Regions from separate parts of the Homo sapiens genome. Here region 1 is linked to region 2. The links are chromatin contacts, found by Hi-C or POLR2A ChIA-PET in ENCODE. All regions are on one chromosome and are shown on one strand. The core of a region is the stretch at or near the end of the contact, and the rest is flanking DNA. Distances in the headings are between cores, read along the strand shown. Region 1 holds the start of MKLN1-AS (MKLN1 antisense RNA). Region 2 holds the start of ZC3HC1 (zinc finger C3HC-type containing 1).

What was found. Hi-C counts contacts between places; a loop is a spot of excess contacts on that map. ChIA-PET counts read pairs that join two places held with the same protein, here RNA polymerase II (POLR2A). Pooled maps may share reads with other maps.
Region 1: a loop to region 2 is called in a pooled map, with 7 times the contacts of the local background. The contact joins the promoter of MKLN1-AS here to the promoter of ZC3HC1 in region 2. A Hi-C loop is called at or near these places in 4 of 50 pooled maps. POLR2A ChIA-PET finds 5 or more read pairs at or near these places in 2 of 52 experiments (HepG2 and OCI-LY7).

What each region holds. Positions count from the first base shown.
Region 1 is chr7:131,324,297-131,329,446 of GRCh38, forward strand. MKLN1-AS (MKLN1 antisense RNA) reads right to left here and starts at 3,483. Exons shown (of 6, transcript NR_125364.1): 1 at 3,319-3,483; 2 at 2,510-2,639; 3 at 7-129. MKLN1 (muskelin 1) reads left to right here and starts at 3,580. Exons shown (of 18, transcript NM_013255.5): 1 at 3,580-3,701. The coding sequence starts at 3,604. RefSeq lists enhancers at 3,345-3,921, 3,616-3,915, 3,922-4,498 and a silencer at 3,406-3,565.
Region 2 is chr7:130,048,591-130,054,012 of GRCh38, forward strand. It overlaps ZC3HC1 (zinc finger C3HC-type containing 1), which reads right to left and starts at 2,784. Exons shown (of 10, transcript NM_016478.5): 1 at 2,631-2,784; 2 at 443-554. The coding sequence starts at 2,776. RefSeq lists enhancers at 2,118-2,910, 2,538-2,847, 2,908-3,097.

The sequences.
Region 1 (5,150 bases), core at 2,233-4,732, 1.3 Mb after region 2:
AAACACCTGATGAGACTTCTGAAGGAAGAGAGTTCACACTGGTACCAAGCGCTGCTTTCAGAGAGAAACACCACCAGCTGGTTGGGGGGAGTCACTGTGAATCCTGCTGACTTACTCCAGATGTTTTACCTAAAAGGAAGAAGCGGAGGCAAAATTAATATAAGTTGGGAGTTTATTTGGGCCAAGCTTGATGACTGCAACCTGGGAACATAGATTCAGGTTGCCTTGAATATACACTCTGAGTAGCAGCAGTTACAAGTGGATTTTTAAAGGGAAAGATGAGGCAGTGCCTGAGTTATTTACCAAGAATTTACATTAAAATAAATCAAGCTACTGATTGGCTATACATTATGAAACTATAGGATGAGGGTTATAATGTCTGGTGCAGCATTAATTAGTAGGTTAATGTTTAGCTTCTGTGGCAATAGTAAGCAGTTTCAAGAGACAAATACACAGTTCAAAAGTGGGGGAGAAGGACAGGATTGCTGTTTCACTTTAATGCCTCTCTGGGCCTCATAATTTAAAAGGATTTGCATTCCTCAGATAAAGTTCTTTTCTTAACATTTAAACAAATTTTCGTCTTGGTATCATAATATAGCTGTCTGTATGTTAACATAGGAATGCTTTAAATTATTTTACCATTTATAAAATTTGTGATGCAGGAAAGCCATGCTATCCTGGGTCTTTACCTTCTGAGTAGCAATTATACCTCAGGGATACACGTTTGTAGTCTGAGAAGTGCTGGCATTTTTTTTTTCCTTTGCAACTCAGAAGTCTCTAATTAAAGTTCTCTTTTAGCATTATTCATTCACTCTTTGATAAATATTTACTGAACATCTTTATTTGCTAGACACATCAACAGGACTGAGGATACAACTGTGAACAAGATATGTATGACTCTTATCTTCATGGGAGCTATCATTTAGAGAGAAAGAAAGGGGAAAAAAGAGAAAATTAAAATATATTGTGATGTGTGCTAAGATAAAGAGGGAAACTTAGAGTGCTAAGAGAAATGTAAAAAATGTTACCTATCCTGTGTTAGCTTGCATAGGAAAAAAAAAATGAAGAAAACTGTCACCTAATCCCAGAGCAGGTGTTGAAGAAAGATTTTCGGCCAGACGCAGTGGCTCATACCTGTAATCCCAGCACTTTGGGAGGCCAGGCCGAGGCAGGAGGATCGCTTGAGCCCAGGAGTTCAAGACCAGCCTGGGCAACAGAGTGAAACCCTGTGTCTACAAAAAAATTTAAAAAGTAGCTTGGTGTGGTGATGTCTGCCTGTGGTCCCACCTACATGGGAGGCTGAGGCAGCATGATCCTTTAAACCCAGGAGGTCAAGGCTGCAGTGAGTCATGTTCATGTGACTGCACTCCATCCTGGGTGACAGAGTCAGAGTGAGATTCTGTCTCAAAAAAAAAAAACCAAAAAAATTTCCAGGACCAAACAGTCTACAGGATGAGCTGGAGTTAGCCAGGTAAAGAATGGGAAAGAATATTCCATGCCTGGCTTAGAGCAAGCTCCGGAGGCTAGAGAGAACAAGGACTCTATGGGAACAAATTCAGTGTGCTAGTTAGTGGGCAGATGTCAAAAGCGCAAAGGAGAAAAGTGGGGGGGGGGTGGTGGTGAGGAAGCTGGAGAGAAAAATCAAGGCAGGTTATGAAGGGCCTCTGTTAAACAGTTTAGAAGGGTATTGAAAGTCACCAAAAGGATTTAAGCTTAAGAAGAACTAATTAACATGTGTTTTTAAAAAAGATTGCTCAGGAACTATGTCTGGAAAAGAACAAGGACTTGACTTACATTAAGGTAAGAAGTGGAATTATAAAATCTGGGGCCCAAAGGAATTGGAGTGAGTTAATTCCTCCCCTTTAAAGTGTCTATTTTCTTCAAAGATAACCACTATATCATCTCTGGGGCTAACATTCTCTGGCCCTTTCCCACTGTCTCTGGCAGCTCCCGACCCAAGTCACTACAGTTACAGCATTCCCTTAAGGAACACATGCTTTTCCAACCTGCTGCAACACAGAAAGCACATGTAATTTTTTATTTTATTGTATTTTATTTGTTTTTCTGAGACAGAATTTCACTCTGTTGCCCAGGCTGGAGTGCAGTGGTGTGATCTTGGCTCACTGCAACCTCTGCCTCCTGGGTTCAAGTGATTCTTGTGCCTCGGCCTCCCAAGTAGCTGAGATTATAGGTGTATGTCACCACACGCAGCTAACTTTTGTATTTTTAGTAGAGACGGGGTTTCACCATGTTGGCCACGCTGGTTTCGAACTCCTGACCTCAGGTGATCCACCCACCTCAGCCTCCCAACGTGCTGGGATTACAGGTGTGAGCCACCGTGCCGGGCCTGGCCTTTCTATCTGGCTTTTTTGATTTGATATCCTAGTAGAGCCCACTATTAAAATTTCCATCTATAGAAACAGGAAGTCAGGAAAGGACTGGAGGGAATTTCGGCAGGTTAATGATTACAACGGGAAGAGAATACAATTATTGAGGTGTTTTGACTCACTTGGTCATTTCCTGAGAAACTCTTTGCTTGAATTTTTCCACTCTTCAGGTGAAGATGATGACACTGTCCAGGCTTTCAGGAGTCCAACCTCTTAGACAATAAGCGACATACTCTTTGGTAACTGCAGTGGCTAAGCCAAGGAATAAATATGCATAACTACAACAAACAGGTACTTGATGAGAACGTTATCTAGAGCTGCCAGATAATTTAGACCAAGTGCACCTTTTGTTGTAAGAAGCTGGTATGATGTCCACATAGTTTTCAGGGCTGCTGTTCCCTCTAAGAAGAAGGAATAGTCTTTTTCCTGAACTACTCTCTCTCTGAACTTTTAGGCTACAATTATGTCAGTTCAAAGTGGGCAGATTTGCCAACTGAAAAAATGATGACACGCAGCTTCCCAACTCTGTAAGGACTTTTCAGGTCTGTGGGTGAACGTCATTCCCGAGCAAACCAATGCCACAAGATTAGTAGGATGCGGCTCACAAGAAATGTTTACAATGAAGGGCATCACAGACTGCAAACCAAACAGGGTAGGAGGACACGGGACCATTTCCTTTTCCTGTCTCCATCTGACTCTGGAAGGCGGGGACAAGACATTTAAAACCAGGACCACTCCAGGAGGACAGCACATTAGCTACTGCCCTCCAGCTCCCTTCAGTGTTGTTTCCGTAAAGGACTTATAAACTGGCGAGGGCGGTGGCTTCCAAAAGCGCACAGGCGTCCCTTTTCCAACTTGGTCTTCTTATTTTCCCTTCCTGCTCCATAACTACAACGTGTTTCTGTTCGTAATCATCTCGGCTTTTCCTTACCTCTGCTTGTAAGAAAAGTCCTTTGCGCCATTCCCCTCCAAGCCCCAGGGAAGGGCCTGGAAAGCGCTTACACCTCAGACCCAGTGTCGGTCAGCCGTCAAGGAGCGAGCGACGTGGGAAACCCTGAGATAGGACATTGGCCCGGCGCTGGGCTCGGGTAACGATGCGGGGCGGGGAGCGCGGGCGGCCGGGGAGGGCGGCGGCCCCTTTAAGAGCAGGCCACGCCCCCTCCCCTCCTCCCGTTCGCTGCCAGCGGTCGGTGGCGGCCGCTACGGTGCTGACAAGATGGCGGCTGGCGGAGCTGTCGCTGCGGCGCCCGAGTGCCGGCTTCTCCCCTACGCGCTACACAAGTGGAGCTCCTTTTCCTCCACCTACCTTCCCGAGTAAGTGCCGGGCCTTGAGCTCGTGCTGCCCCACCCTTCCGCGTCAGCACGGTTGGGCCAGGGGTGCAATGGAGGGCAGCCGAGCCGAGAGGCCCAGGCGGGGCCTGCTGAGGGGGACGTGCGGCCTCCGGAGTCTTAGTTCAGCTGCTGAGAGCGTTGCTCGGCCTCGCTCGGGAAGGGGTTAGGGTCCGGAGAGCGAGCCCAGGGAGAAGGGGCGAGGTGTGTGGCGGATCCGGGGCGCGCACAGGAGAACCGGAAGCCCAGCGGTTCTGCGCTTGGGATTTGGGGGTTGAGGTTGAGGAGGGCTTGGGGGGCGGACGGCTCTGGGGCAGGAATCGGAGTTGGCGGGGCCCTGCCCGCGGGCAAACTACCCCGAATGTCTGAGGTCGTCCGAGGTGGTCGGCGTCGGGGGACAGTTCAGTCGATTGCTGCCGGGACAAAGTGTAAAGCCGAGGAGTGTCTATTCCAGAGTGGGGTCATTAAAAGTGATTAGCTCTAGAGTAGTGTTAAAAGTCACGGAAGGCTGAAAAGTTGTGGAATCCATCTGAATCCTAGCAGGCGGGGAGAACTTGTAGGATTGGCAGACGTTGTCTTTAATGCCTGGAAGTTCTGAAAAAGATAGGGAGTGGGAAGGAGGGACGTTACCGAAGAATTTCAGTATTACGGCTCATTAGAAGATGGGTTTGTATGGACACAGACACGTTTCCCAGTCCGGAAACTCAAACATAGAAACATCTGGCTTTAATGAATTTGATTTTCAACACCGGCTTTGTCTTGATCCCTGATTTAGGTGTTAAAAAAATTCAGTTGCATTGTTAGGTTTTTGTTGGTGGTGTTTTTTTCTCTAGCAAATTCCTTCTGAAATGCTGAAAATACTCTTACATAGTATCTTATTTATCTTTGGCTTATCTTTGAAAGGAGGAGCAGATCTAACTCCAATTTTACATGCTAGTGGAGGAACTGGCTTAGTAAAGGGTTAAGATCTGTGCAGATCCTGAAGAAAAGTGCTAGTTGTCCCTCTAACCATCTCACAGGACCGAAACGATTTTATGAACGAAACAAATTAATGAATAATATATTTTACTGAGTATTTTACTAAACAAAAAAGTGACTAGATCTGTGAAGCATACTCAAGTAAGTTTTCCATCTGTATTTGAGAAATTCTTCACATTTATCCAAATTTGATTTCACTGGTTATATCAATGAAGAATCTCAAAATGGAGCTGCAACTGGAAGAATCTGTCATGACTGCCAGCCTCCCATTTTATTCACCAGGTCAAGGGTTGGCATTCAGTAGGATCTGGCCCAATGAAGGGTGCCAAGTGACCTGTGGTTTGATCTGGCCTGCGTAGCCTATTCATGGCCATATCCCTGATTGATGCTGAAACCCAACTTTGAATTTGAGAGTGAGCCAGATAAACAGTCCAGCCATGTAGTTGGAGTTGAAAT
Region 2 (5,422 bases), core at 1,534-4,033:
TAGTGTAGTCTCTAATAATCTAAAAAACATTAGATTATAATCCTGGATCTGCCATTTGCTAACAGGTTCATCTTGGGCAAGTCATATAACCTGCCCCAAACTGTTTCCTCTTCTGTAAAACAAGTATAATAATAATGCTTATTTTCATAGGTTTAAGGTCAAGATCGAATGTGATAATATATACAAAAACATACTATATACAAGTATTAGTTATTATTTCTTCTTTTCTCAGGCTCTTAGTTTTTTCTTCTGTAAAAAGAAAAGGTTAGATAACCTCAACTGTCCCTCTGAGTGATAACATATTAGGATGCTGACTTTCCTATATAATTTCTTACCAAGGTTTTATTCTTAAGTTTAAAGCATCACAGTAAGTGGTGTAATACCTTGGAGGAATTCTAGAAGCAGGCAGAAAGTGCAATTCACATGAACTAAAAAAGGATATAGAAAATGTTTCCACTCTGCTAAAGAAGGCTTCTTTGCTTGTAGATTCCAATGAAGGTTGTTCCGCTTGGGGTGATCCATTAACTGACTGGGATGTGGCAGACGTGTCCTTCCTAATATAAAGTGGCAAAACTGTTGGTAAACCTTTCACAGTACCCTCTGCTTAAATGTTATCTAGCTTCTCTACACATCGTATCATAAATCACACCAACGCTGGATTTTAAGCTTCCTAAAAATCATTTTACTCATGTCATTCCTCAGCTTATTATTTTCAATGGTTTTATAATACTTACTAAATAAAATCCAAATTTTTCAGTCTGGCATTCAAAACTCTTTACAGTTTACCCATATCTAAACTTCAATTTCTACCTCTACAGGGCTCCACTAATCCTAGCAAACTATTCTCCTCACTCACTCACTGTTCTCCACAAGTATTTGGCATAACTTTAGTAGACAGAAAATAAGACTCAAGACTTCAAGTATGCATTATACAATTTGAATCTCTTCAGAAATTCGACTTTTTTTTTTTTTGAGATGGAGTCTCGCTCTGTTGCCCAGGCTGGAGTGCAACGGTGCGATCTCGGCTCACTGCAACCTCCACCTCCCAGGTTCAAGCAATTCTCCTGCCTCGGCCTCCCCAGTAGCTGGGATTACAGGCGCGTACCACCAGGCGTGGGCCCGGCTAATTTTTTGTATCTTTAGGACAGACGGGGTTTCACCATGTTGGTCAGGCTGGTCTGTAACTCCTGACTTTGTGATTGGCCCACCTCAGCCTCCCAAAGTGCTGGGATTACAGGCGTGAGCCACAGCGCCTGGCAGAAATTCGACTCTTAACAGCAGAAAAAACAATTTTGATATTTCTACCTGGAGGGACCTTTCATACCCACTCCTTCCAAAAAAAAAAGAACCAATTAGAAAATTCGAATCAAAGATCTTCGGGAGATTTCATGAAAAAAAAATCAGGGAGAAAAAAACTCAGCAAAGCAATTCTCTCATTTTCAGTGGAAGGCATTTCAACAGTGCCTGGGGAATTGCTGAAAGACAAGCATTTATTTATTTATTTAGAGACGGAGTCTCACTCTGTCACTCAGGCTGGAGTGCAGTGACGCGATCTCGGCTCACTGCAACCTCCGCCTCCCAGGTTCAACCAATTCTCCTGCCTCAGCCTCCCGAGTAGCTGGGACTACAGGCGCGGGCCACCACGCCCGGCTAATTTTTTGTATTTTTAGTAGAGATGGGGTTTCACCGTGTTAGCCAGGATGGTCTTGATCTCCTGACCTCGTGATCTGCCCGCTTCAGCCTCCTCAAAGTGCTGGGATTATAGGCGTGAGCCACCGCGCCCGGCGACAGGCATTATTTTAATAAAAATAGGATTACATCAACGATTATAGCTCAAAAGAAATAAACTTACTCTAAGACTCTCAGAGATTCATAGAGAGCCTCAAGCGGGTGTGGTTCTAGGCCAAAAAAAATTCACAGCATCCATAAACTTGGATGGGTAAAAATGACATTTATTTCTCTCTAAATGACAAGATTTAGCATTTTCTTCAATTATGAATGAAGGTAAAAACACCATAGTAGTATTAGCAGTACCTGCTAATTTGTCACCAATGGAAATAATGTTCCCACATTATGGTGGTTGCATGTCTTCAAATACCTTTGTGCTCATCACTACTTCAAAATTATGGTTGACAACACATACTACTAGATATTATGGACTCTTTAATAAAAAGCATTGTTACTGCGTAACTTTTTCCTTTTACCATCTTGATAACTACATTCCAATCTAACTGGTTTCCTTTATAATCCTATGTAATTTACTTTAAGCATTTAAAAATATTCTGAGAGTTAATAAGCTTCTCCAGAGAGCCAAAGGGGTCCACGGCACAAAAAAAGGTTAAGAATCCCCAATTAAGAGAAGTCAAGTGAACTCATTCAGTTAACGGTCCTCTTTACTTCCAAAAATAATGTCCGATGACAAAATTTCGGCTGCGGTTGGGAATCTGGTACACCCCGAGGGGAAGATCAAAGCCGATCAAACATAGTAACCAGAGTTTCTTTCAGATTCTAAGAAGCCATCCCCACTGCCCGAGTCGCCGACCGAGGGGAACCTCCCCCAACCCGCCACCCCTTCCCCAAGCCTTCTTCAATCTTCCAACGCCGGACCCAGGGTTAACTCGTGAACTCACGCGTCCACGCCTCCCTCTTCCGGGGCAATCCCCTCATCTATCAGCTGCCGGATTTTCTGGGGGGTCCCTTCTGGGGAGCGAACTACTGCACCCCAATTCTTTTCAACCCCTACGGCAAACGCTTGTCCCTCACAGGGCGCCGCCATCTTGGTCCGCTGCCGAGTTGCTTCCCCGAGAGTTTGAAGGCTCCGGAACTTCCGTCCTGGGAGGTTAATATCCGCCTCTTGAGGCAGCCTGGCTGGGAAAGTCTAACCGCGGGGCCCACGCCTTTTCTCATCATTTTAGAACCTTAGAGCGAGCTTAAGGAGGGCTGTACTGTTTAGGACAATCTTGATTAATCGTTTCCTTTATCAACTAGCATATTTAGGTTGATAAGAGATTTTTAGAACGCTGTCAGTCCAAATTCAGCAGGGATGAGGGGCTCAACTTAATTTTCAAGTAATATTAACTAATACGGCCGGGCGCCGTGGCTCATGCCTGTAATCCCAGCGGTTTGGGAGGCCGAGGTGGGCGGATCGCCTGAGGTCAGGAGTTCGAGACCAGCCTGGCCAACATGGTGAAACCCCATCTCTACCAAAAATACAAAAATTAGCTGGACTTGCTGGCGGGCGCCTGTAATCCCAGCTACTAGGGAGGCTGAGGTAGGAGAATCGCTTGAACCCGGGAGGCGGAGGTTGCAGTGAGCCGAGATTGCGCCACTGCACTCCAGCCTGGGCGACAAGAGCAAAACTCCGACTCAAAAAAAATAAAAATAAAAATAAATTAACTCATACGACCCTCCTAAGTTGCACCTTTCTACAAGCGAGGAAATGGTGACCCTCATTGGAGAGCAAATAATTTAGAATCCTTGTTGGAAACCGTGTTATGGATGGATTTAGAAGTCTGTGGCATTTGACACTATTGATACTCCTTCCTTAGTCCAACAAATATTTATTGAAAACGTCCTATTTATTTTTTTTGAGATGGAGTTTCGCTCTTGTTGCTCAGGCTGCAGTGCAATGGCGCGATCTCGGCTCACTGCAACCTCTGCCTCCCGGGTTCAAGCGATTCTCCTACGTCAGCCTTCCGAGCAGCTGGGATTACAGGCATTCGCCAACACGCCCAGCAATTTTTTTTTTTTTTTTTTGTATTTTTAGTAGGGACGGGATTTCACCATGTTGGTCAGGCTAGCCTTGAACTCCTGACCTCAGGTGATCCGCCCGCCTCGGCCTCCCAAAGTGTTGGGATTACAGGCATGAGCCACCGCGCCCGGCCGAAAGCATCCTATTGATAGTCTCTAGGCACTAGCAATGACAGTCGTGAGCAAAGAAGCTGTAGATCTTGGTGGAGTTAGATGTCAAATTTTCCTATAGTTTTAAAATTATGATTACAAGTGCTCCAAGGATGTACCAAGGTTATAATAGGAGAATCTAATTTAGTTTGCACATTCTCCTGAGAAAAATCAGGTACTGGAGCTGAGACGGATGAGATTGAAGGGAAGAAATCTGTACAGAATCTTCCAACACCCCAGGTTGGAAGACTGATGTGACTAAACAATGGGCAAAGAGGAAAGTGGGATCACCTCCTACCCTTCCAGCACCCTACCTGTGGGCTCCTAACTCTATCAGTGTTCCCAGCAGCAGGACCTGCAACCTATTGATCCAATTACCTTTCTGCTCTTCCTAACTCCACCACCACCCTTGTTTCTTCTTTTCTTAGCCAGCTTAAATTCATTACTAATTGTTATCATCATCCCTTTGCAAAATTTGAACATGGGTTGAGACTTAGTTAATATGAAGGAAACATTGTTGATTTCACTATATGTAATAATGGCATTGTAGTTATGGTTCTTAAAAGCCCTTCTTTATTAGAAATGCATCTTGAAGTGTTTATAGGTGAATTGATATGATGTTTGGAATTTGCTTTGAAGTTATCCAGGAAAACATGTGGAGGAATAGATGAAAAAATATTGCAAAATTTTAAACTGTCGGACTTGGATGATAGAATTGTGGGATTCATTATATTATTCTTTCTGCTATTAAGTATGTTTGACAATATCATAATAAAAAGCAAAATAAATAAGCTAAAAAATACATGTTCTTGAATACCCTTTGAATTTCCTTGAACCTCTCTTGCTTAATAGTACTTACTTGACAAAACCTCAATCACAGTTGAAGTAAGTTCTCTATTATTGCTTCTGTACCCATACAACTAAATATGGCTAAAGAGAAATGACAAACTTGTCTCTTTATATTCTTGACTTCAAGTGGGACCTTAATTCTGCCCAGTAATTATACTACCTTTATCTAGTCCACTTCTCATCCCACTTTTCATAGATGACTTATTTTTATTTTTTATTTTTTTAAATTTATTTTTTATTTTTATTTTGATTTTTTTGCAGACGGAGTCTCCCTCTGCTGCCTGCTGGAGTGCAGTGGCACAATCTCGGCTCATTGCAACCTCTGCCTCCTGGGTTCAAGCGATTCTCCTTCCTCAGCCTCCTGAGTAGCTAGGATTACAGGCACCTGCCACCATGCTTGGCTAATTTGTCATATTTTTAGTAGAGACGGGGTTTTACCATGTTGGCCAGGCTGGTCTTGAATTCCTGACCTCAGGTGATCCGCCCACCTTGGCCTCCCAAAGTGCTGGGATTACAGGCGTGAGCCACCATGCCTGGCCACCTGGCTAATTTTTATATTTTTAGTAGAGACAGGGTTTCACCACATTCACCAGGCTGGTCTCGAACTCCTGACCTCAAGTGATCTGCCCACCTCGTCCTCCCAAAGTGTTAGGATTACAGGTGTGAGCCACTG